2 separate regions of the Homo sapiens genome follow, and region 1 is linked to region 2. The links are chromatin loops, found by intact Hi-C in ENCODE. Cell type or tissue: HepG2. All regions are shown on one strand. Each heading gives the region's core, and the rest is flanking DNA. Links, peaks and the distances in the headings are about the cores only.

Region 1 (12,593 bases), core at 679-8,678, 95 kb before region 2:
ACCGGGATTGTGCCACTGCACTCCAGCCTGGGTAACAGAGCGAGACTCTGTCTCAAAAAAAAAAAAAAAAAAAAAAAGAAAAGAAAAGAAAAGAAAAAAAGAAAACACCCTTTAAGCTGTTAGGACTTCATTCTTCTGGTATGTGAGACATTTTCTGGGGGTGGCAGTATTAACTAATCAGAAGCTGCAAAACCACATCATGAATGGCTGGGCGCCATGGCTCATGCTTGTAATCCCACAACTTGGGAGGCCGAGGCGGGCGGATCACGAGGTCAGGAGATCGAGACCACGGTGAAACCCCGTCTGTATTAAAAATACAAAAAATTAGCCGGGCATGGTGGCGGGGGCCTGTAGTCCCACCTACGCGGGAGGCTGAGGCAGGAGAACTGCATGAACCTGGGAGGCGGAGCTTGCAGTTAGCCGAGATCGCGCCACTGCACTCCAGCCTGGGCGACAGAGCGAGACTCCGTCTCAAAGAAAAAAAAAACCCATATCATGAATGAGATGCAAAGTAGGGTGTTTCTCGCCCTCCCGCCTGCTCTGGCCAGCCTCTAATGCCTGCGTTTGTACAGAGCTGGCGGATCTCCCACCTTCATTTGTCTTGATTTTTTTTTTCCTTGCAAAAAAAGCAGACACAGGCAGGGAGGCAGGGAGGGGCAAAAAGGTAAACAGGACCACTCCTTGGACTGGTACTGAAGCAGGCGCTGCGTTTGTTTCTTGTGAGGCATCGGTTGATTCTTTTGTTAAAAAAAAAAACCTGGCCGGGCACCCTTGCTCACTCTTGGAATCCTAGCTCTTTGGGAGGCTTAGGTGGGAGGATCACTTGAGCTAAGGAGTTCGAGACCAGCCCGGGCAATATGGTGAAACCCCGTCTCTACAAAAAATACAAAAATTAACTGGACTTGGTGGCGAGCACCTATAGTCTCAGCTCTGAGTGAGGCTGAAGTGGGAGGATGGCTTGAGCCTGGGAGATCGAGGTTGCAGTGAGCTGCGATCACCACAGCCCTTATCCTGGGCAAAAGAGAGACCCTGTCAAAAAAAAAAAAAAAAAAAAGCCCCAGCCAGGGCTAGGCACAGTGGCTCAAGCCTGTAATCCCAGCAATTTGGGAGGCTGAGACTGGAGGATTGCTCAAGCCCAAGATTTCCAGACCAGTCTGGGTGACACAAGAAGACCCCATCTCTCCAAAAATTAGCTGCGCTTGGTGGCATGCACCTGTAGTCCCAGCTGCTCAGGAGGCTAAGGTGGAAGGGTTGCTTGAGCCCAGGAGGTGGAGGCTGAAGTGAGCTAGGATCCTGCCACTGCACTCTAGCCTGAGTGACACAGCAAGACCCTGTCTCTAAAAAAAAAAAAAAAAAAAAGACAAATGACAAAACAAAACAAACTCCTTGAGGGTGAGTTTGAGAATTCGGGTAGGAGTGGGAAGGAAGCACTCCACATGGAAAGTTTGATAAACTGGGCAGTGAAATTTACTTGAAAACTCTTGTATGGAGGCTTCCTCTACTGGCACAGTGGGTTTTCCTCACATTAGTACTTAACAGGGATTGGCAGAAAGCCGTCTGTATTGCCCTTGAAAGTTTCAACAGCTGAGGCCTAGAGACAGGGCCTGATCAGCAATGCTGTCTGCAGCGGACAGTGCTGCTAAGGATCCATTGCACTCTTTTAATTAATTAACTTATTTAATATTTATTTATGTACTTTTTATTAGCAGACCTGTGTAGTATCCAAATCACACTGTCTCTACTTCTGTTGTGGGCACATATAAAAAACAAATGGAGGCCAGGCGCGGTCATCCACGCCTGTAATCCCAGCAATTTGGGAGGCCTAGGTGGGTGGATTACCTAAGGCCAGGAGTTCGAGACCAACTTGGTCAACATGGCAAAACCCCATCTCTACTAAAAATACAAAAATTAGCTGGGCTTGGTGATACATGCCTCTAACCCCAGCTACTTGGGAGGCTGAGGCAGGAGAATCGCTTATATTCAGGGAGGCAGAGGTTGCAGCGAACCGAGATCATGCCACTGCACTCCAGCCTGGGCGACAGAGTGAGACTCCATCTCAAAAGAAAAGAAAATGTTCTAAATATAGATTGTGGATAGTTGTACAGCTTCTTAGATGTATTAAAAACTCTTGTGCTCTTTAGACAGGTGAGTTTAATGATATGTATATTATATCTCAAGTTGTTAAAAATGTAACAAAACCCTTTAAATTATAAAAGAAAAGAAACACACACACATAGATGGGCTTACTTTAAACTTTATAGATCTTCACTTGCATAGGATCTATCCACATTCCTCTGAGGAGTCCTAGCATTCCTCTGAGGAGTCCTAGTAAGGTATTGCATTTTCGTAAAGATCGCAAAAGTAGAATTTTACACCATTATGTTAAGACTATTTTCTCTTTTCACTGTAGCTTCTCATGGTGGTATCATTGAAGTGGTTATAGGCATTTTTGAAATCGGGCAAGAGGGAAGACGAATTGGGGCTATATTTAGGCCTGATTTAATGGAATATATTTACATGTTTTGTAGTTAGTTTGATAAATAATAATGATCTGTGATCCTAATGTCTCAAAATGGAGTTACTCATGTTAGGTGGAATTAACACCACAGTAAAATTGCTCTTCTTTACTTTTTTTTTTGTTTGAAATGGGGTCCCACTCTATTGCCCAGCTAGAGTGCAGTGGTGCAATCATGGCTTTAGCTCAGTATAGCCTTGAACTGCTGGGCTCAAGCCATCCTCCTGCCTCAGCCTCCCCAGTAGCTGGGACTACAAGTGCACGCCTCTGCACCCAGCTATTATTTTGATTTTGTTGTTGTTGTTTTGAGATGGAGTTTACTCTCAGCCTCCCCAGTAGCTGGGACTACAAGTGCACGCCTCTGCACCCAGCTATTATTTTGATTTTGTTGTTGTTGTTTTGAGATGGAGTTTACTCTTGTTGCCCAGGCTGGAATGCAATGGTGCAATCTCGGCTCACTGCAACCTCTGCTTCCTGGGTTCAAGCGATTCTCTTGCCTCAGCCTCCCAAGTTGCTGGGAATTTTTTTTTTTTTTTACTGCTTTTTATACAGTAATTGTATTGTGGGCCTGGCATGGTGGTTCACGCCTGTAATTCCAACACTTTGGAGGCTGAGGAGGGAGGATTGCTTGACTAGCCTGGAAAACATAGTAAGACCTCATCTCTACAAAAAATTAGTTGGGCACGGTGGCACACTTGTAGTCCCAGCTACTCAGGAGGCTGAGGAGGATCGCTTGAGCCTCGGATACCAAGGCTGCAGTGATCTATAATCGCACCACTGCACTCTAGCCTGGGCAACAGAGTGAGACCTTGTCTTAAAAACAAAAACAAAAACAAACTGGCCAGGTGTGGTGGCTCATGCCTGTAATCCCAGCACTTTAAGAGGCTGAGGTGGGTGGATTACTTAAGGTCAGGAGTTTGAGACCAGCCTGACCAACATGGTAAAACCCCATATCTACTAAAAATACAAAAATTAACCAGGCATGGTGGCGTGTGCCTATAGTCCCAGCTACTTGGGAGGCTGAGATGGGAGAATCACTTGAACCTGGGAGGCGGAGGTGACAGTGAGCCGAGATTGTGCCACTGCCCTCCAGTCTGGGCAACAGAGTGAGACTCCATTTCAAGAATCAATCAATCAATCAATAAATGATTAGCTGGGTGTGGTGGTATACACCTGTAGTCCCAGCTACTTGAGAAGCCAAGGTGGGAGGATCACTTTAGCCCAGGATTTGAGATTGCAGTAAGCCATGATCACACCACTGTACACCAGCCTGAGTGACACAGCAAAATCCGTTAGAAAAAAAAAAAAAAAAGCTGGCTAGGTGTGGTGGCTTAGGCCTGTAATCCCAGCACTTTGGGAGGCTGAGGTAGGTGGATCACTTGTGCTCAGGAGTTCAAGACAACCCTGGGCAACATAGTGAGATACCCATCTCTACAAAAAAATACAAAAAAATTAGCTGGGCGTGGTGGCAAGTGCCTGTAGTCCAAACTACTTGGGAGGCTGAGGTGGGAGCATCATTGCACCTGGGAGGTGGAGGTTGCAGTGAGCTATGATCTTGCCACTGTACTCCAGCCTGGGTGATTGTGTCTCAAAGAAAAACTAAAAAGCTAATGCTACCTGTTTTAGGTTTTGGATACAAAGGCACTTCGTTTTTAGGTAACAAAGTTTGTTCTTTGTTATTTTTTGTGTGTAACAATTGAGGACTGCAAGAACTGGCTCACACCTATACTCTTAGCAGTTTGGGAGGCTGAGGTGGGAGGATTGCTTGTTCAGGAGTTCCTGGGAAACATAGCAAGACCCCATCTCTATTAAAAATAAAATAAAAAATAAAAATTAGCCAGGCATGGTGGTGCATGCTTGTAGTTCTAGCTACTTGAGAGGCTGAGATGAGAGGATCACTTGAGCCTAGAATGAGGCTACAGTGAGCCATGGTCATGCCACTGCAATCCAGCCTAAGTGACAGAGCGAGATGCTGCCTCATAATATAAAATAAAATAAAATAAATAAAGCAAAATAGAGCTGTGAAAAAGTCTCCAGAAGAAGAAACACACAATTCAACCTCCACACTAAGAGAGTTAACTAATCTCCAGTAGGGCTTCTAGTGGCCAAAGGCCATGCCCCGGGATAACCCAGCCCCCCTTACATTTCTGCCTGTAAAAACTTAAGGTTGCCAAAAGAATTTACTGTTAGTTGCAGCCAAAACCTGATGATAGACCCCTGACCTCCTTTGTCTTGGACCATTTACCTTTGAAATCTTGCAATTGTAAATCCTTTCTCTGTCTTTTTGAGGTGTATATCTATTTTCTTCAACTGTGGAATATGTTTTTCAAGGACCTGGGAGCCATCCCTTTGAAATATCATTAGGAAAGATAAGGCCCCTGTCTTCCAGTCTCTGTGGAAGCGTAGGAGCCTAACTTTGATAAACACCAGTTGGTGGACAGAGATGGCCTGATCATGTCCCTTAAGGCCCTTCAGTACTTTTCCTTTAGGACACACCTGGTTTGTGTGGGTGAGGGGGAGGGCTTTGCTGCAAGAGGGCTTGCCTGGGTGGGTCTGGCTTGGGATCCTTCCTGAGGTTGCTGTCAGAGAATGGCTGGGGCTGCAACAGCATGGGGCTAGAGCCGCTGGGGCCGGCCCTCCACTCTCTCACTATCTGGCCTCTCCAGGTCTCACCATGCGACTGGGTTGGGCTAGTCCGGGCCTCAGGGTAGTTGCACTACTTATCTAGCAGTTGCAGATTTCAACAGTGAGTATTCTAGTGAGCAGGGCGGAAGCTGCAATGCCTCGTCTGATCTAACCTTGAAAGGCAATGAGTCACAAGTCAGCCTGGAGTAAAGGGGAGGAAAGTAGACCCCATTTCATCATAGGAAGAATGTGAAGGCCACATTGCAGATGAGTACAAAGGATGGGAGATAACGCTGTGACCATCTTTGAGGAATGCCGCTGGCCACAATCATCTACTTGGCCAGCATTCAGATTTAATATGTTATATATTGTCTTTTATAGCCATAAATATTAATACTTCTTTGCCCCTCCATTTTCTTTTGGAATATTAGGCTCTCTCCCTTATTTGTGGGAGTTTACAACATTTTAGGCATTTGTCCAGGGCCTATAAAGCTGGGAGAAATAGGCTGGGTGTGGTGGCTCATGTCTGTAATCCCAGCACTTTGGGAGGCCGAGGTGGGCAGATCACCTGAGGTTAGGAGTTGGAGACCAGCCTGGCCAATATGGTGAAACCCATCTCTACTAAAAAATACAAAAATTAGCCAGGTGTGGTGACGGGCGCCTGTAGTCCCAGCTACTTGGGAGGCTGAGGCAGGAGAATCACTTGAACCCGGGAGGCAGAGGTTGCAGTGAGCCGAGATCGAGCCACTGCACTCCAGCCTGGGCGACAGAGCGAGACTCCATCTCAAAAAAAAAAAAAAAGCTGGGAGAAATAGAGAAATAGGCTATCTATATACACTGATAGAAATCTGTGTCTTTGAGACCTTTCTGACTGAATTCATGCTCTGGGCCACTATGACTGCCAAATTATCTTCATTATTAGATCTAGCATTTAAGCCCAGGGACTTCATATGACTCTTAGCAGTGAATAAAACCAAACAACAATGACAAAAAAAAAAAAAAAAATTCCAGGGACACCAGCCCCTTGAGATTTTTATATTTGCCATTTTAAAAATAATGCCATTAAAAAATAAATTGTTAATAAGATATGAAAATTAAGAACATTAATTTTTCTCTCTTTGAAAATAATTACATAGAGATTAAATTAAGAAAGAGAAGATGGCCGGGTGCAGTGGCCCACGCCTGTAATCTTAGCACTTTGGGAGCCTGAAGCAGGTGGATCACTTGAGGCCAGGAGTTTGAGACCAGCCTGGCCACCTTGGTGAAACCCCATCTTTACTAAAAATAGAAAAATTAGCTGGGTGTTGTGGTGCACACCCATAGCCCCAGCTACTTGGGAGGCTGAGGCAGAAGAATCACTTGAACCCAGGAGGTGGAGGTTGCGGAGAGCCAAGATCATGCCACTGTACTCCAGCCTGGGCAACACAGCGAGACTCTGTTTCAAAAAAATAAAAATTTAAAAATTTAAAAATAACATAAAAAGGAGAAGGTGAAATTAGTAGTGTCAAGTTTGAATTTTGAAAACTCTAATTAAGAATCTCAATAATTTCTTGATAACAGACAATATTCACCCCATAAGTCTATTTAGAGAAACACAATCATGCAAAGGTAGGGTTGTTTTCAAAGATTTTAAAATTCACACCCTCTCCCACTTTTAATTATTCACAGAGTATCAGTAAGAGAGACAAAGAGATCTACCTCCACCCAGGTAAAATCCCAAATCTGAGTCTAAGAGACTTTTGGAGACTCCTAAGTCTTATAGGATTGGCAGATTTGTTTGCCTGTGTATAGCAATAAACCAATACACTGAGACAGTGGGGTTTGCAGCAGAGAAGGAGCTTAGTAATCCCAAGGCCACTGAGTGAGGAGAAAGATGGAATCCTCAAGTCTCAAATCCATCTCTCCAAGGAGTTCTGGGGAAAGGTTTTTAAGTGGATCATGGATGATGAGGGGCTGGAAAATTGGGGTCATTGATTGGTCAGGGTAAGGAGGATGAGATCATTAGGTAGAAACTGCAATCTTCCATGAGTCAGCTCCTTGCTGGGTCCTTCAGAACAGCTGACGTCAGTAGTTTTATCAGTGAGCAGAACCTAAAAGAGAAATTGAAATGGAAAGCTTACTTCACAATGTCTTAGATTTTATCTATAGAACAGAAAATGAACAGAGTCTTGTGACAAGGGCTACGTTATCCTGGGGCAGTAAGCAGCAACAAGCTACAAGGAAGTGGGCAAAAGGGCAAGCTGGCTGAATGATTACTGCTGATTATGCTGCAAGCCTAGTTGAATTTTATTTTTTTTCCCTTAATCAGTTTTATAAAATTTCCTTGGCGATGGTTTCATAGCAGATGAGTATAGCTGGAAGAGTGTTGCCCAGGCTGGAGTGCAGTGGCACGATCTCAGCTCACTGCAACCTCCACCCCCCAGGTTCAAGCCATTTTCCTGCCTCTGCCTTCCGAGTAGCTTGGATTACAGGTGTGAGCCACTGTGCCCAGCTAATTTTTGTATTTTTAGTTAAGATGGGGTTTCACCATGTTGGCCAGGCTGGTCTTGAACTCCTGACCTCAGGTGATGCAACTGCCTCGGCCTCTCTAAGTGCTGGGATTATAAGCCTGTGCCACTGCTCCTGGGCTTGGAAAAGTGTTCTTATGGAATCCTCAGGAAAATCAGTCTGTGAAGCAGTTCCATTTGATCAGAATCAGAATATGGGATGCTTGAGGGTTTTTTTTTCAATCTCCTTGAGTGTGTTTTATGTGTACTGCAATGAATGAAAGCCTAGACTGTCTATTGCAGCTATTGGATGTTCACGTCGATGGAGGTCCTGTCTTTCCCCATCTCCAATCCATCTGTGCAATTCTCTGGACAGAGAGGGTACACTTGACAGAGGGTTTTCACTTGGCACTGTACTCATGTTCTCTTTTGGCACATTTTCAGTCCTACTAGACTTAGGCTTATATTTTTTGGCAAGTGTGTTTTTCTCTAATCATTTTAGTGTTGTCTGTCACAGAGCTGAATTTGTACCATATATAATCTCTATATTTTGACTGACACAGTTTTCTACTCTAATTTTTACACATAACATCCATATGCATAAATAGTCTCTGTACAGTATTTCTGAGAGTATTTCTCAGAGGAAGCGTCACTGTTGAATATTGAAGGTAAAAGCTTCTGAGGCCTTGAGAGAATGAATAAAGTTCCTGAAATAATTTTCTACTACAATTCTCTTAACTCCATCTACAAATATAACTATTGTCAACACTTGGCTCTGTATTTTTCCAGTCATTTATTTCTCAGAAAATATAGACAATTTTTTTTTTTAGATAATTGAGGTTATATTGAATATACTACTTTGTAAGTATCTCTTTCCTATGTTATTACATATGTTTTTATTTTTTTCTCTTAAGAAACTCACGGTTAAGTTCTTTTTTTGTCAATAGCTTATTTATGTCATTTGCCTATGTAAAAATTTTAAAAATGAATTATTGTTGAGTTGCTTTTGCTATTTTTCATTTGACATACTGTTTTCCTAATCTTTTTTGTTGTTGTTGTTGTTCTTTTGAGAAGGAGTTTCACTCTTGTTGCCCAGGCTGGAGTGCAATGGCGTGATCTCAGCTCACTACAACTTCCACCTCCCAAGTTCAAGTGATTCTCCTGTCTCAGCCTCCTGAGTAGCTGGGATTACAGGCATGTGCCACCACACCCGGCTAAGTTTGTATTTTTAGTAGAAACAGGGTTTCCCCATGTTGGCCAGGCTGGTCTTGAACTCCTGACCTCAGGTGATCCACCCGCCTCGACCTCCCAAAGTGCTGGGATTACAGGCGCCAGCCACCAGGCCTGATGCTGTTTTCCTAATCTGTTTAGATTGTTTGTATCCATCAGATTTGCTGTATAACAAATTATCCAAAAACTTAGTGGCTTAAAATAAGGAATATTTGTTATTTCTCAGGACTCTGTGGGTTTGGCTGGGAGGATTTCTGGTCTGGACTGGTTTGGCAGATCTTTAAGGTCAGCTGGCAGATCTCTAAGGTCAGCTTGCAGCTCAGCTGGGGCCATGGTCTAGGGTTGGCTGCACACAAAAGTGAAGGCAGGGGCCAGGCGCAGTGGCTCACGCCTGTAATCCCAGCACTTTGGGAGGCCAAAGCAGGCGGATCACCTGAGGTCAGGAGTTGGAGACCAGCACCGGGTGGATTCAGCTATTTCTAACTTAGCATTTCTCAACATGTATTCAGGACAACATTAAGTATATAACAATTTATGCTGCTTGTAATAAAAGTCAATATATTTTGAAAAGTTGTATGAAACACTCCCCATTTGAAGATTCATGCATCTTATTTAATATCCTATATCAAAGTTTTGAGAAGTCTTGATGTAAATATACCTGCTTAACTCTGATTTAGTGTTTCACAAACTTGTTTTTCAAGTCACACTTAACAGTGTTCTTGAGAATACAATTTAGCACATATGTCCGTAGAAGAATGGCCCTTGGACAAGCAGTATTTCTTCTAAAATTAAGAATCGAGACCAGTCTGGCCAACATGGTGAAGCTTCATCTCTACTAAAAACACAAAAATTAGCCGGGCATGGTGGTGGGCACCTGTAATCTCTGCTACTCGGGAGGCTGGGGCAGGGGAATCACTTGAGCCTGGGTGGCAGAGGTTGCAGTGAGCCAAGATCGTGCCATTGCACTCCTGCCTGGGCAACAGAGCAAGACTCTGTCAAAAAAAAAAAAAAAAAAAAAAAGAATAGAGACTTAATAACAGCATTGCCCATGTAAGGATTGAGATCTCCAGAAATATTAGTCGTCAGAGTTTAGAACACTTAAAAATGAAGAAAAAATGTCTTAATAATCAGTGCACAGCTTGGCAAGAAGTATTTATTTAACAAGACATACCATATCCTTTACAAACAAACCAAGTAAGAATGGAGAGAAATTAGGTATTGTTGATTAAGCAAGGAAACATTTTAAAAGTTTTCCCTCAATTAAGAGAGTTAAACATGTCTGGTTCTTGCTTTCTTCTAACATTTTTTTTTCTCTACGCAGTTGGCAAATAAAAGAATAAAAGTTTTAGAAATGGGCTGGGCTGAACCTAGGAGGCAGAGGTTTGCGGTGAGCCAAGATCACGCCATTGCACTCTAGCCTGGGCAACAAGAGCGAAGCTCCATCTCAAAAAAAAAAAGAGAGAGAGAAAAGAGAAAAAGAAATGGGCCAGGCATGGTGGCTCATGCCTGTAATCTCAGCACTTTGGGAGACTAAGGTGGTAGGATTACTTGAGTCCAGGAATTTGAAACCAGCCTGGGCAATGTAGAAAGAGCCTGTCTCTACAAAAAATAAAAATAATTAGCTGGCCATGGTGGCATGCACCTCAAGTTCCAGCTACTTGCAGGGCTGAGGTGGAAAGATTGCTTAAGCCCAGGAGGCTGAGACTGCAGTGAGCTGTGATCATGCCACTGCACTCCAGCCTGGGTGACAGAACAAGACCCTGTCACACACACACAAGGAAAGCTTTAGAAGTTAGTGAATTAATGTTCTAAAAATGTAGTTCATCCAAGGTAGTTTTCTCTGAGGGAGAAGGGGCGGAAGGGACGGGGTAGCAGGCAATAGATAGCTCTCATGGGATAGGATGTTGATGAAAAAAAGAACAATTTCTATCCAGTGAGGAAGACATTTAAAGATTTATTTTGTGGTAGTGGTGGTAAGGAATTCTTGTTGGCCTTGTGCACTTGTAGTCTGTGTATATTTATTGTTTTCTGAATTTTTCCTTTGGCTCACTCTATTATAGTATTGAGATACATGGCTGCAGTTGCTATATTTGGAGCTATTTATTGCATTAGCAACAGCTATTGACATATTCTTCCAGCCCATGAATGATGTTAAAATATACATCAATTTTTTATTTCACTACTCTATTTAATATCCATTGACTGCAAAGTGTGAGACCCATCAATTTTAGATTATGTGTTTCTCACAGAGTAACAAAATGGTTTATGATGGGAATATCATTATCTGGTAAAGCTATGTAGTCACTGCAGAAGTCTTAAAATACACACACACACACACACACACACACACACACACAAATATTATTGAGACCGGGTCTCTCTGCCGCCCAAGCTGGAGTGCAGTGCCATAATCTCGGCTCACTGCAGCCTCAATCTCCTGGGCTCAAGCAATCCTCCCACTTCAGTCTCTCGAGTAGCTGATATTACAGGCACACACCATCACGCCTGGCTAAGTTTTGTATTTTTTGTAGAGACAAGGTTTCACCATGTTGCCTGGGCTTAAAAGTCTTGTTGTTACAATAGGTGATTCCTTTGGCCATACCTGTGTGTGCGTGTGAAATGACATCACATTACAATAATAAAAAGGTATTGTTTCTCTGAGTCTCTTCTTATTTGCTGATGATTTCCAAATTCTCTCCAACTGTTCAGGAGTTCTCTAGGATGTGCCTAGTGTGTACGCGGGAATGCAATCCTCCCAGCTTCTGTTTCCTCCAGCATGTCCTCAGAGGCACATTCTCTCAGTTCTAATATGGTAGTCTCCACTGGCTGTCTCCTTGCTCTGGCTGCTGCTGTAACATTCCCTGCTGACGCTTCTCAAGTCAAAACATACACTCTTCTGGCTCGTTGCTCAGGTAGAAGTTATGTTCTACATTTCAATATGCTCACAGTACTGAATGGGAGCATCGTCAATTAAAGATGGTCATAATTTCTTTGCTTCTTCTCTCATTGAGAGGTACAGTCTAAGTCCCCCACTCCTTGAATCTGGCTGGCTCTAGTGGCTTACTTGACCAATACAATGTGGCAGAAGTGACATTCTAGGACTTATTAGTCTAGGTCGTAAGTTTGCACCTTTCAATTGGGCATCTTGAAATGCTTGCTTTGGGGTAAGCCAGCTACTGCAGAAGTCCATCTTACCTGTGACCACTATGTTGTGAGGAAGCCCAGGCCAGCCACCTAAGAGGCTGCAAGGAGAGAGAGCTCCTTCCATGCTCTTACTGTTCCATCCACACCAGCATGTTCACCAGATATAAGAGTGAAGGAGTCATCCTGGTCATTCAGTGTTGGGGTGATCAAACCCAGCACCAGGTCGTTGAGGCAACAAAGTCTGGTGGAGTCAAAGGAATGAGAAAAAGTTTGAGAGAGAAAGTGGGACCAGGGGGCCATTGTGAGTGTGGAGGCTGCAAAGCCTCCGAGCTCTGGAAGCCCATGCTATTTATTGGTGCTCAAACAAAGGAACAGGTGGTGAGGATGTGGGGGTTGAAAGGAAACAGTGTATCAAGTGAATGACAAACATATGGCTACTTGAGATAATGGGAGCGCTAGAAGCAAGGAGCCAGCAAGTCTAGCAGACATGCAAGCCCTGCCTCAGCTTCTCTCCCAACACTTAGCTTTTCTCCCAACATGCCCCCCTTCTTTTTTGTAAAAACCACCACAGCTATCATTATTACTAGCATAAG
Region 2 (12,593 bases), core at 1,781-9,780:
CTCCAGCCTGGGCGACAGAGTGAGACCCTATCTAAAAAAAAAAAAAGAAGTCTCTGGTTCCTGGTTTCTCAATGTCAGAATTAAAAAATAAATAAATAAATTTAAAAAAATAAATCTTCATGACTGCATTTGGAAAAGTCTCTTAAAAAGAAACACTAACCATAAACAATAAAATTGATAAGCTACATTAAAATGAACAATTTCTGTTTATCAATCACATTATAAAGACAGTAAAAAAAAAGGGGCCACAAAATTAAAGAAAATATTTGAAGACTTATAACTGACAAAGGAATTCTATCTAGATGATATAATGGCTTTCTACACATTGATAAGGAAAAGACAAACCAGATAAAAAATGGGCTATTTGAACAGTCCCTTCACAAAGAAGAAATGCAAGTGACCAACAAACATGAAAAGATACTCAGACTCATTACTAATCAGGAAAATGCAAATTTAAATCACAAGAAGATATCATTGTATACCTACTAGATTGACAAAAATTAAAAATCTGGGCTGGGCGCAGCAGCTCATGCCTATAATCCCAGCACTTTGGGAGGCCAAGGTGGGCGGTTCACCTGAGGTCAGGAATTCAAGACCAAGAGTTCGAGAGCAGCCTGACCAACATGGTGAAACTCTGTCTCTACTTAAAATACAAAAATTAGCCAGGTGTGGTAGCGCATGCCTGTAATCCCAGCTACTTAGGAGGCTGAGGCACAAAAACGGCTTGAACTTGGGAAGCAGAGGTTGCAGTGAGCCAGGATCACGCCACTGCACTCCAGCCTGGGTGACAGAGTGAGACTCTGTCTCAAAAAAGCCAAAAAACAAAAAAACAAAAACCAACCAACCAAACAAACACACAAAAAAACAGAAATCCCCAGAGGCTGGCTGTGTGGGCAGTTTGCAGGAGTAGAACTTAGAGTTGGAGTCTCGTTTGTCTTCAGAAGGGCAGTTGTATTTCTGTGACAACTGTACTTTTCCAATAATACTCTTAATATGTTCTTGGCCACCAGTTGGAATGTGAATTCAAATTTTTCGAAAAGGCACCCAATATGCAGTCTGGGTCCTCATACTCCTGACCTCAGGTGATCCCCCTGCCTTGGCCTCCCAAAGTGCTGGGATTACAGGCGTGAGCCAGCCTCTGGGGATTTCTTTCCCCACATCATGCCAGAAGAGGGCTTCAACAAGATTGTTTAGAAAGATTAGGGGTGCTTACAAAAAAAAGAAATAGACATTTCTCTCCCCTGCTGGGTGTGTAATGAACTGCAAAAACTCATGGGCCCATCCTGGAGAAGTCACTGGAGTATAGCATGGTGAGAAGGTTCTTGGGAAAGTTTGGTATGTGTGCTCTGTAGTCTAGGAGTGTCCATGAGTCTAGAAATTTGTGCCCCCTTCCCTGGAAGACAGAAGGTAATAGAGGGGCTGGCTGCCTATATATCCACCATCTTTCACTGCAAGCTTACATGTGTTTCTTGTTAGTTAATTGGACAAGGAATGATGTCTGGGTTTTTGGTAATCTTATAAGTAGACTATCCCAGAGGGGAGCCTGCTAGAGTGAGAGGACCTCAGAAATAGGAGATGGTGAGTCACACCATCAGAGGCAGCTGCCAGGGTTGGGGAAAGGGCATTACAAGCATACAGCCAGACAGTACATTGCCCACGTCAGGGTTCAAGCAAGAACCTCTCAAAGAGGCCAGGCACGGTGGCTCATGCCTGTAATCCCAGCACTTTGGGAGGCCGAGGCAAGTGGATCACTTGAGGCCAGGAGTTCGAGACCAGCCTGGCCAATATGGCGAAACCCCATCTTTACTAAAAAAAAAAAAAAAAATACAAAAATTAGCCGGGCGTGGTGGCATGCGCCTGTAGTCCAGTTACTCAGGAGGCTGAGGCACAAAAATTGCTTGAACCCAGGAGGCAGAGGTTGCAGTGAGCCAAGATCATGCCACTGCACTCCAGCCCAGGTGACAGAGCAAGACTGTCTCAAAAAAAAAAAAACAAAAAAACCCAAAAAACAAAAAAAGAACCTCTCAAAGAACTTGTAACCTGCATCTCAGTGAGAGAGCCAGTATTTGGAATGCACCACCAACAGGATTATAATGGCACTGATTAAGTAAGTTCTTAGTTCTATCTTCTCTAATTCTTTCCCCTCTACCTTGACCCTGAAGAAAGCAGAGGTAGCAAAGGGAATGCATGGGTGTATTGATTATCTGTTGCTGCAACTTGCAACAATAAAGATTTGTTATCTCACACAGTTTTTGTGAATCAGAAATTTGAGAGTGGCTTAGGTGGGTGCTACAGGCTCAGGATCTCTTGTGACATGACAGTCTAGATTTGGCTGGGATACAGTCATCTGAAGGCTTGACTGGGGCTGGAGAATCTGCCTCCAAGGAGGCTCACTCATGTGCTTGGTGAGCTGATGCTGGCTACTTGCAGGAGGCTTCAGCTCTTTATCACATGCACATGGAACTCATCATAAGGCTGCCTGAGTATATCCCAGGTGTGTCTTCTGGTATGGCCAGAGCAAGTGATCCAGGAAACAGCAAGTTGGAAGCCAAAATATCTTTTATGACTTAGTCTTGAAAGACACATTCCTCATATAGGTCACTCTATCGTTATCCTTATATAGGTCTCTCTTTGTATAGACAATATCCTTTTATAGGTCAGCCATAGTTTATGTGGGAGAGGATTACAATTACGCAAGGGTGTGAATACTGAGACCTGTCTGTTACATGATTATTGCCTGGATAGGCAGTATGGAGAGTGAGGATGAGAAAGTCCTATGAGAATTGAGAACCAGCTAATGAAAGAAAGGACTATTCAGCAACCACAAGTTGGCAGCAAAGTAGGAAATTAAGAAGTTAATTGTCTAAGCCTAATGTAGATTATAACCTGCGGCTGGACAATTTCTTAGCCCTCAGCTTGTGCTAGGCCTGCTGGTTATACTTCCATTGGTATCTTGGTGCTCTTTTTCTCCAAGCCTTAGAGACACACAGACTCCAAGGAAACAGCCTTCATTATTTAACCTCTCCATCGAAAGAACAAAATGAAGACATTTGCCTTGCATTTGCATAATTACAGCAAATACATCAGCAAATCTATTTGTCTCCACCGTTGAAGTAAATGAAGTTGAAGTAGATGAAGATCCAATAGCTTTGCATCTCTTCTCCACTCCCACCCTTGATGTGCTACCATCTTCCTGCTAGGACTATAGGAACAGATCTGGCAGCTTGCCCTCTTGCTCCCAGAGTCTCATCTTCACACAAAGCCAGGGAGGTCCTTTTAAAACATACCCAGATCACCTCACTGCCCTGGTCAACCTCCCCAGTGGCTTTCCTTCTCACTTAGTAAAATCTAAACTTTAAAATACCATTCTCTAGCCAGAAAAAAAGGTATTCTTTCTTACCAAGCACCCCCACTATACAAGCCTCTGCTGAAATCTTTTAAGAGGCTAACTGTTTAAAAGAAAATAGTTTGTTAACACGCGGTTTTCTATTTTTTTACTAAAAAAAAAAAAAATTTTTTTTTTAAGAGCCAGGGGTCTGACTCTATTGCCCAGGCTGGACTTGGACTGCAGTGGTGCAATCAACATGTGGCTTATGGCAGGGTGTGGTGGCTCACGCCTGTAATCCCAGCACTTTGGGAGGCTGAGGTGGGTGGATCACCTGGGGTCAGGAGTTGAGACCAGCCTGGCCAACATGATGAAACCTGGTCTCTACAAAAATCCAAAAAATTAGCCGGGCATGATGGTGGGTGCCTGTAATCTCAGCTACTGGGGAAGCTGAGTTGGGAGAATCGCTTGAACCCGGGAGGCGGAGATTGTAGTGAGCTGAGATTGCACCATTGCACTCCAGCCTGGGCAACAAGAGTAAAACTCCATCTCAAAAATAAATAAATAAATAAAAGAAAAAAAGAAATGCAAAAACCTGAAAAGACACCTCAAAAGGCCAGTCTTAGGTTCTACAATAGTGATGTTATCTGCAAGAGTAATTGGGGAAGTTGCAAATCTTATGACCTCCGGAATAATGACTGGTAATTATTTAGAATTCAAGCCCCTCTCATTAACTTGGTAGCCTTTCATTAGTTTTACAAGAACAGTTTAGTTTTTGGTAAGGGCTAATGTTATTTAAACTGTAAACTAAATTTCTCTGGAAGTTAGCTTGACCCACGCCCAGGAATGAGCAAAGACAGCCAGCCTGTGAGGCTAGAAGCAAGATGGAGTCAGCCATGTCCGATTTCTCTCACTGTTGTAATTTTGGAAGGGCAGTTTCAAAGGGTCCTCAAGCTCTGAAAATATAACTCAAGTTGATTTAGAGCCAGTTGTTTTATAATGTTGTCAAGTTACAGGCTACCATGTAGAAAATTGGTAAGGTAAAGCATTCTTCTTTTCTGTTTACATCAAAGTTCTGCCTCCCTCCTATAAGGAAAGTTGTGATTCCATTTGGCCCACACCAATAATTCAGGATAATCTTCCTAACTCAAGATCTTTAACTCAATGGCATCTGCAACATCCCTTTGCACTATAAGGTGACACTCAGAGTTTCTGGGGATTAGTATGTAGACACTGTAGGGATGAAAAGGTATAACACATTTTCTTCACTCATTTCAAGGTCCTGTAGTGTTCTTTCTCTTGGCCAGTTCCCCTTTGGCCATTTCTTTTCCCCTCCCCCTTCATCTACTCCCTTCTACCCTCTTATCAACTTTACACTCTTGGCTCACTCTTTGTTCTCAAAATAAAAGCTCGCTTCCCTACTTTTCTTTCATAGTAGCCCTCAGGAAGAGCCTAAATCTTTAACATAAAAAATAAATTGACTTTTCTCCAGGGCAGGGAGAATTCAACCAATTTCTGTAATCCACCTAAAGAGAAAGCGAGGCTCCCTTTCCATCCTGGAAAACAGTCTTCTCCTCTTCTCCTTCCTTCCTCCACGTGGACTCAAAGATTCTGAAACGAAAAAACAAAGCAATGTTTTTCATACTTAAACAAACCAACCAACAGAACAAACTGAAGTGAATTGTAACTGCCCAACGGGTTCATCTTGTCTGCTTCCTAGACAGAGCTGATTTGTCAAGACAGGTGAATTGTGATACAGGAAAAGTAATTCACACAGAGCTGGCTGTGTGGGCGACTGAAGTTTTGTTATTATTCAAATCAATCTCCCTGACAATTTGAGGACAAAAGTTTCTTGTTTTCTTTTGTTTTTGAGACGGAGTTTCGCTCTTGTTGCCCAGGCTGAAGCGCAATGGCACAATCTCGACTCACTGCAACCTCTGCCTCCCAGGTTCAAGCGATTCTCCGGCCTCAGCCTCCTGAGTAGCTGGGATTACAGATGTGCGCCACCACGCCCGGCTAATTTTGTATTTTTAGTAGCGACGGGGTTTCTCCATGTTGGTCAGGCTGGTCTCAAACTCCCGACCTCAGGTGATCCGCCCGCTTCAGCCTCCCAAAGTGCCGGGATTACAGACATGAGCCACCGTACCCGGCCAAGGATAGGAGTTTTTAATGATAATTTGGTGGGTGGGTGGGTGGGGGGCAGTGAATCCGAGGTTCTGATTACTCAGATTGGAGATGAAATCATAGGAGTCGAAGCTGTCCTCTTGCACTGAGTCACTTCCTGGGAAGGGGCCACAAGACCAGATGAGTGGGATTATCTGTCTGGGTGGTGCCGGCTGATCCATCAAGTGCAGGAGCTGCAAAATATCTGAAGCACTGATCTTAGGTTTTACAGTAGTGATGCTATCCCCAGGAGCAATTTGGGTAGGTTTAGAATCTTGCAGCCTCCAGCTGCATGACTCCTAAATCATAATTTCTTATCTTGTGGCTAATTTGTTAGTTCTGCAAAGGCAGTCTTGTCCCCAGACAAGAAGGGAGTTTGTTTTGGGAAATGGCTGTTATCACTTTTGTTTCAAAGCTAAACCATAAACTAAATTATTCCCAAAGTTAGTTTGGCCTACCCCCAAGAATGGACAAGGACAGCTTGGAGGTTACGGACAGGATGGAGTCAGTTAGGTCAGATCTCTTTCACTGTAATCATTGTCTCAGTTAGAATGTTTTTCAAAGGCAGTTTCATAATCTTGCAAACTCAAGCAGGAGGAAGCATAATGAAAGAGTTTTTGATGACTTTTGAGTCATGTTAAACATGGTCATTTTGAGGGAAGAGAGAGGAAGGAACTGGTTAGGCAAATAGTTAGGACAAGTCCCGTGGTAGAAGTCCTTTTATCAAAAGAGCAACCTGGAAGAAATCAAGCTGTAAGTGCAGATAAGGAAGCAAGATCCAACACCTTTATCTCTTGTGCAACCAGCTAGCTCCAGTTATATACGATGGGTTCCTTGAGCACATTCCTTTCCTTTTTGGGCATACTCAGATAAGGGAACTTGCACAAGGGGGCTTTCCTAAGACAGGCCTGCAGCTGTATAGATAAAAATGTTACGTAGAACCAGACACGTCGGCGGTGGAAAATTCCATCTCCTGACACGTGTGCAGTAAGGGAAATGAAAGAATATGGAGTAACTCAGGCTTAGGACCCACATGCACACTAGAGGGGTGGGGTGGAACTAACAAGAATTCATGCCTTATCCAACTCGACACCCAGCCCTAACTAGTTTTTCGTACCCTATGCAGATGAAACACCCTGCCCAATTAACTTGTGTATTTTTAATTTAATTTAATTTATTTATTTATTTCGATATGGAGTCTTGCTCTGTCGCCCAGGCTGGAGTGCAGTGGTGCGATCTCGGCTCACTGCAAGCTCCACCTCCTGGGTTCACACCATTTTCCCGCCTCAGCCTTCCGGATAGCTGGGACTACAGGCACTTGCCACCATGCCCAGCTGATATATATATATATATATATTTGTATTTTTTAGTAGAGATGGGGTTTCATCGTGTTAGCCAGGATGGTCTCAATATCTTGATCTTGTGATCCACCCGCCTCAGTCTCCCAAAGTGCTGGGATTACAGGCATGAGCCACTGCACCCAGCCAACTTTTTTTTTTTTTTTAATTATTTTATTTGAGAGAGGGAGTCTTTCTCTGTCACCCAGGCTGGAGTGCAGTGGGGCAATCTCGGCTCACTGCAACCTCTGCCTCCCGGGTTCAAGTGATTTTCCTGCCTCAGCTTCCCAAATGCTGTGACTACAGGCATGCGCCACCATGCCCAGCTAACTTTTGTGTTTTTTAGTAGAGATGGGGTTTCACTGTATGTTGGCCAGACTGGTCTCAAACTCCTGGCCTCAGGTGATCCATCTGCCTCCACCTCCCAAAGTGCTGGGATTACAGGTGTGAGCCACAGTGCCTGGCCCCAATTAGCTTGTTTATAAAAGCATTTACATCCAGCTGTGAAACGACAACCCTCTTGGGCCACCTCTCTGCTGCAGAGAGCTTTCTTCTTTCACTTATTAAACTTTTGCTCCAACCTCACCCTTGGTGTCCATGCTCTTTAATTTTCATGGTCGTGAGACAAAGAATTCTGGGTAGTACATCAAGCAACAAGACTGCTCCAGTAACCCCAGACTGCTTCAGTTTAGATGAAGGAAATTCTGCCAGTGTGTTTCTGACATTTGAATAGCATAAAATACTTATAATTCTCAATTTTGTCTCCAGAGTTCCAGACTTACATATCCAACATCATATTGAACATTTATGCTTTATAAGGATAAGATGCTGAAATTTTCTTTGAGGAGGGAAGTAGTTGCCACCTGATCCTCCTTTCCTTAGTGTGTCTCCTTGAAAACATAATAGACCTAATGTGAGGCCCCATCTTTGGCTTTTATGCTGCTAAGACATGAGCCATCTGGTCCTTGCAACCATAAACATCTACCTCTGAAATTAATTAAGAAATCCCGGGGCCAGGCATGGTGGCTCACGCCTGTAATCCCAGCACTTTGGGAGGCTGAGGTGGGCAGATCACAAGGTCAGGAGATTGAGACCATCCTGGCTAACATGGTGAAACCCCAACTCTACTAAAAATACAAAAAAAATTATCCAGGTGTGGTGGCAGGCACCTGTAGCCCCAGCTACTCGGGAGGCTGAGGCAGGAGAATGGTGTGAACCTGGGAGGTGGAGCTTGCAGTGAGCCAAGATCACACCACTGCACTCCAGCCTGGGCAACAGAGCGGGACTCCGCCTCAAAAGAGAGAGAGAAAAAAAAAAGAAATCCCTCAGAAGACAGAGAGGAGATAATTGAGATAATTATAAGGCATGTCCATGTATCTGTCAAGGAGCTAAGACAGAGGGTCTGTATTAATCAGGGTTGTCTAGAGGGACAGAACTAATAGAATATATATATATGTGTGTATATATATATGAAGGGGAGTTTATTAAGTAGTATTAACTCACATGATCACAAGGTCCCACAATAGGCCATCTGCAAGCTGAAGAGCAAGGAAGCCAGTCTGAGTCCCAAAGCTGAAGAACATGGAGTTCAGTGTTTGAGGGCAGGAAGCATTCAGCATGGGAGAAAGGTGTAGTCTCAGAGGCTAAACCAGTCTAGTCTTTTCATGTTTTTCTGCCTGCTTTATATTCTGCCTGCAGTGGCAGCTGATTAGATGGTGCCCACCCAGATTAACGGTGGGTCTGCCTTTCCCAGCCCACTGACTCAAATGTTAATCTCCTTCAGCCACATACTCACAGACACACCCAGGATCAATACTTTGCATCCTTCAATCCAATCAAGTTGACACAATATTAACCATCACAAGTCCACCCCTTGTCAACTGGAACCCATACACATCTCCTGAGATTGTACATAATCTTAAGATAAAGACAATAATAAAGTCATAATTATGACTAACATAATACAACTGTCCTTCTTACAACCAGAAATGCACCAATCCTCAACCCAAATGCTATTACATAAAGTTAACAATACTTAAATACTGATATGAAGTCAATAAATCTTATGTCACATGATAAAGGAAAAAGGAAATAAAATGAAGATATTTTCCAAGTACAAGTGTATACATGCACAACCATGTTTTTAACAAAGGAAGAAGGAAATACTCATGACAATTACAGTTTTCCTTTCTGCAACAGGTCACATAGTCATAGCTGGTATTAATGACTACCTTCTTTACTACCCATTCTGTATTCCCTTTGCCTTCAGCAAGCAACTCAGCAGGTTGTGTTTTTTTCCTGGTGGAGTGACCAAACTTTCATTCCTGAAGGGTCTGGGCCATTTGTAGTTCTGCCTGGATTGGGCTGTTGTATAGTTTCCCATTGACCTTTATCACAGGGCATGGTAATACAAAGAGATGCCCTAGTGGATCTCCCGTATTCTGTGCATACCCTTCCTTACCTCCATTGTGGAGCAGTAGACTGACTTCATCTTGATAGCTCAGGTCAATCACTCCGGCCAACACTGTAGCTCCCTTTTTAGCCTGTTGACTTAAAGATAGGAGGAGCCCAAAGTGTCCACGTGGCAATCTTTGTTGTGTCTCTTGGTGGCAGCATTTCTCCCTCTGGAACTGTGACCTCTAGACTAGTAGATGTCGCGGAAATAAGAAGCAAAAACTTTGCTAGTGGATCACTAGGGGTGATGGTGAGTGGTGCCACTTCCACTTTCACCCCTTGATTCCTGGACCTGTGAATCCTGGCTATGGGAGAAATAGTACCATGTATTGGATGCTGATTCAGAGCATACATGGCCTTCTGGGGAACTTTGCCCCAGACTTGAAAAGTATTGTCACCTAGTTGGCATTGTAATTGTGACTTCAAAAGGCTATTCCACCGTTCTATCAATCCAGCTGCTTCAGGATTACGGGGAACATGGTAAGACCAGGGAATTCCATGAGCATGAGCCCACTGCTTCACTTCCTTAGCCGTAAAGTGAGTGTCTTGATCAGAGGCAATGCTGTGTGGAATACCATGATGATGGATAAGGATGTGAGTCCACGGATGGTAGTCTTGGCAGAAGCATTGCATGCAGGATAGGCAAATCCATATGCAGAGTAAGTTTCTATTCCAGTGAAGACAAACCTCTGCCCTTTCCATGATGGAAGAGGTCCAATATAATCAACGTGCCACCAGGTAACTGGCTGATCCCCCCTAGGAATGGTGCCATATTGAGGATTCAGTATTGGTCTCTGCTACTGGCAAATTGGGCACTCACCAGTGGCCGTAGCCAGGTCAGCCTTCGTGAGTGGAAGTCCATGTTGCTGAGCCCATGCATGACCTCCATCCCTACCACCGTGGCCACTTTGTTCATGGGCCCATTGGGTGATGACAGAGGTGGCTGGGGAAAGAGGCTGGGTGGTGTCCACAGAATGAGTCATCCTATCCACTTGATTATTAAAATCCTCCTCTGCTGAAGTCACCCTTTGGTGAGCACTCACATGGGATACAAATAACTCCACAGTTTTTGACCACTCAGAGACGTCCATCCACATACCTCTTCCCCAAATTTCTTTGTCACCAATTTTCCAATCATCCTTCTTCCAAGTCCCTGACCATCCAGCCAAACCCTTGACTGCAGCCTATGAATTAGTACGTAATCGCACATCCGGCCATCCTCCTTCCATGCAGTGTGCACAACCAGGTGCACTGCTCAAAGTAATGCCCACTGGGAAGATTTTCCTTCACTGTTGTCCTTCAGGGATGTCCTAGAAAGGGACTGTAGTGCTGCAGCTGTCTGCTTTCCGGTGGTGCCTGCATATCATGCAGAACCATCTGTGAACCAAGTCCTAGTCTTCTTTTTCTCTTTCAACTGATCATAGGGAGCTCTCCATGAGGCCATCGGTGCAGGCTAGGGGAGACAAGGCAGGGTGGCAGGAAGGAAGACCATAGGCATTTGAGCCACTTCCTCATGTAACTTACTTGTGCCTTCAGGACCTGCTCGAACCCAATCATGTATATACCACTTCAATTTGATGATGGAACGCTGCTGTGCACCACTAACTTTATGGCTAGATGGGTCAGAAAGCACCCAATTCATGATAGGCAGTTCAGGTCGCAGGGTGACTTGATGACCCACCGTCAAACGTTCAGTTTCCACCAAAGCCCAGTAAGAGGCCAAGAGCTGCCTCTCAAAAGGAGAGTAGTTATCTGCAGAAGACAGGAGAGCCTTGCTCCAAAATCCTAGAGGCCTCCGCTGTGATTCACCAATGGCGGCGTTCCAAAGGCTCCAAATAGCATCCCTATCTGCCACTGACACCTCAAGCACCATTGGATCTGCTGGGTCATATGGCCCAAATGGCAGAGCAGCTTGCACAGCAGCCTGAACCTGCTGCAGAGCCTTCTTTTGGACTCCACTCAAACCTGGCAGCTTTTCGGATTACTCAATAAATGAGCTGGAGTAACACACCCAAATGAGGAATGTGTTGCCTCCAAAATCCAAATAGGCCCACTAGGCATTGTGTCTCTTTCTTGGTTGTAAGAGGGGCCAAATGAAGCAACTTATCGTTCACCTTAGAAGGCCTATCTCCAGAGGCCCCAAACCATTAAACTCCTGGAAATTTTACTGAAGTAGAAGGTCCCTGAATTTTAGTCAGATTTATTTCCCATCCTCTGGCATGCAAATGTCTTACCAATAAGTCCAGTGTGTTTGCTCAATGGATCTAATCAGCATAATGTCATCAATGTAATGGAACATTGTGATATCTTGCAGAAGCAAAAAGTAATCAAGGTCTGTCTGAATAAGATTATGACACAAAGCCAGAGAGTTGATATGTCCTGAGGTAGGACACTAAAGGCATATTGCTGGCCTTGCCAGCTGAAGGCAAATGGCTTCTGGTGGGCCTTATGGATGCCAATGGAGAAAAAGGCATTTGCCAAGTCAATGGCTACATACCAGGTACCAGGAGATGTGTTGATTTGCTCAAGCAATGAACCACATCTGGTACAGCAGCTGCAATTGGAGTCACCACTTGGTTAAGTTTACAATAATCCACTGTCATTCTCCAAGATCCATCTGTCTTCTGCACAGGCCAAATGGGAGAGTTGAATGGGGATGTGGTGGGAGTCACCGCCTCTGTGTCTTTCAAGTCCTTAATGGTGGCACTAATTTCCACAGTCCCTCCAAGGATGTGATATTGTTTTTGATTTACTATTTTTCTAGGTAGAGGCAGCTCTAATGGCTTCCATTTGGCCTTTCCCACCATAATAGCCCTCACCCTACCAGTCAGGGAGCCAATGTGGGGGTTCTGCCAGCTGCTAAGTATGTCTATGCCAATTACGCACTCTGGCCCTGAGGAATTGACCACAGGATGAGCCTGGGGACCCACTGGACCCACTGTAAGTTGAACCTGAGCTAAAACTCTATTAATTACCTGACCCCGCCTAAGCCCCTACTTTAACTGGAGGACCACAGTGACGTTTTGGGTCCTCTGTAATCAGTGTCAGCTCAGAGCCAGTGTCCAGTAATTCTCAAAATGTCTGATCATTTCCCTTTCCCCAATGCACAGTTACCCTAGTAAAAGGCCAGAGGTCTCCGTGGAGACGGGAGAAAGATTAACAGCATAAATTGGGCCGAGTGTGGTGGCTTGTACCTGTAATCCCAGCACTTTGGGAGGCCAAGGTGGGTGGATCACCTGAGGTCAGGTGAGTTCGAAACCAGCCTGGCCAACATGGTGAAACCCCATCTCACTAAAAAGACAAAAATTAGCTGG

Evidence for each region. Peaks named below come from ENCODE experiments on the same cell type or tissue, not always from the same donor. Only the 100,000 strongest peaks of a DNase experiment are listed, where the experiment ranks them.
Region 1: it touches region 2 in a loop (22-fold over the local background); 2 of 110 quality-filtered maps call a loop at or near these places.

Annotation. Positions count from the first base shown.
Region 1 is chr7:138,345,462-138,358,054 of GRCh38, reverse strand. No RefSeq gene overlaps it. Among named protein-coding and RNA genes, the nearest start is that of TRIM24, 110 kb to the left of the region's middle. RefSeq lists a cis regulatory region at 4,600-5,563. In HepG2, for the core only: no CTCF peak of the experiment used is centred there; a DNase peak (open chromatin) is centred at 5,294; H3K4me3 peaks cover 628 bases.
Region 2 is chr7:138,251,471-138,264,063 of GRCh38, reverse strand. No RefSeq gene overlaps it. Among named protein-coding and RNA genes, the nearest start is that of MIR4468, 130 kb to the right of the region's middle. RefSeq lists a silencer at 10,984-11,382. In HepG2, for the core only: no CTCF peak of the experiment used is centred there; DNase peaks (open chromatin) are centred at 5,673 and 6,243.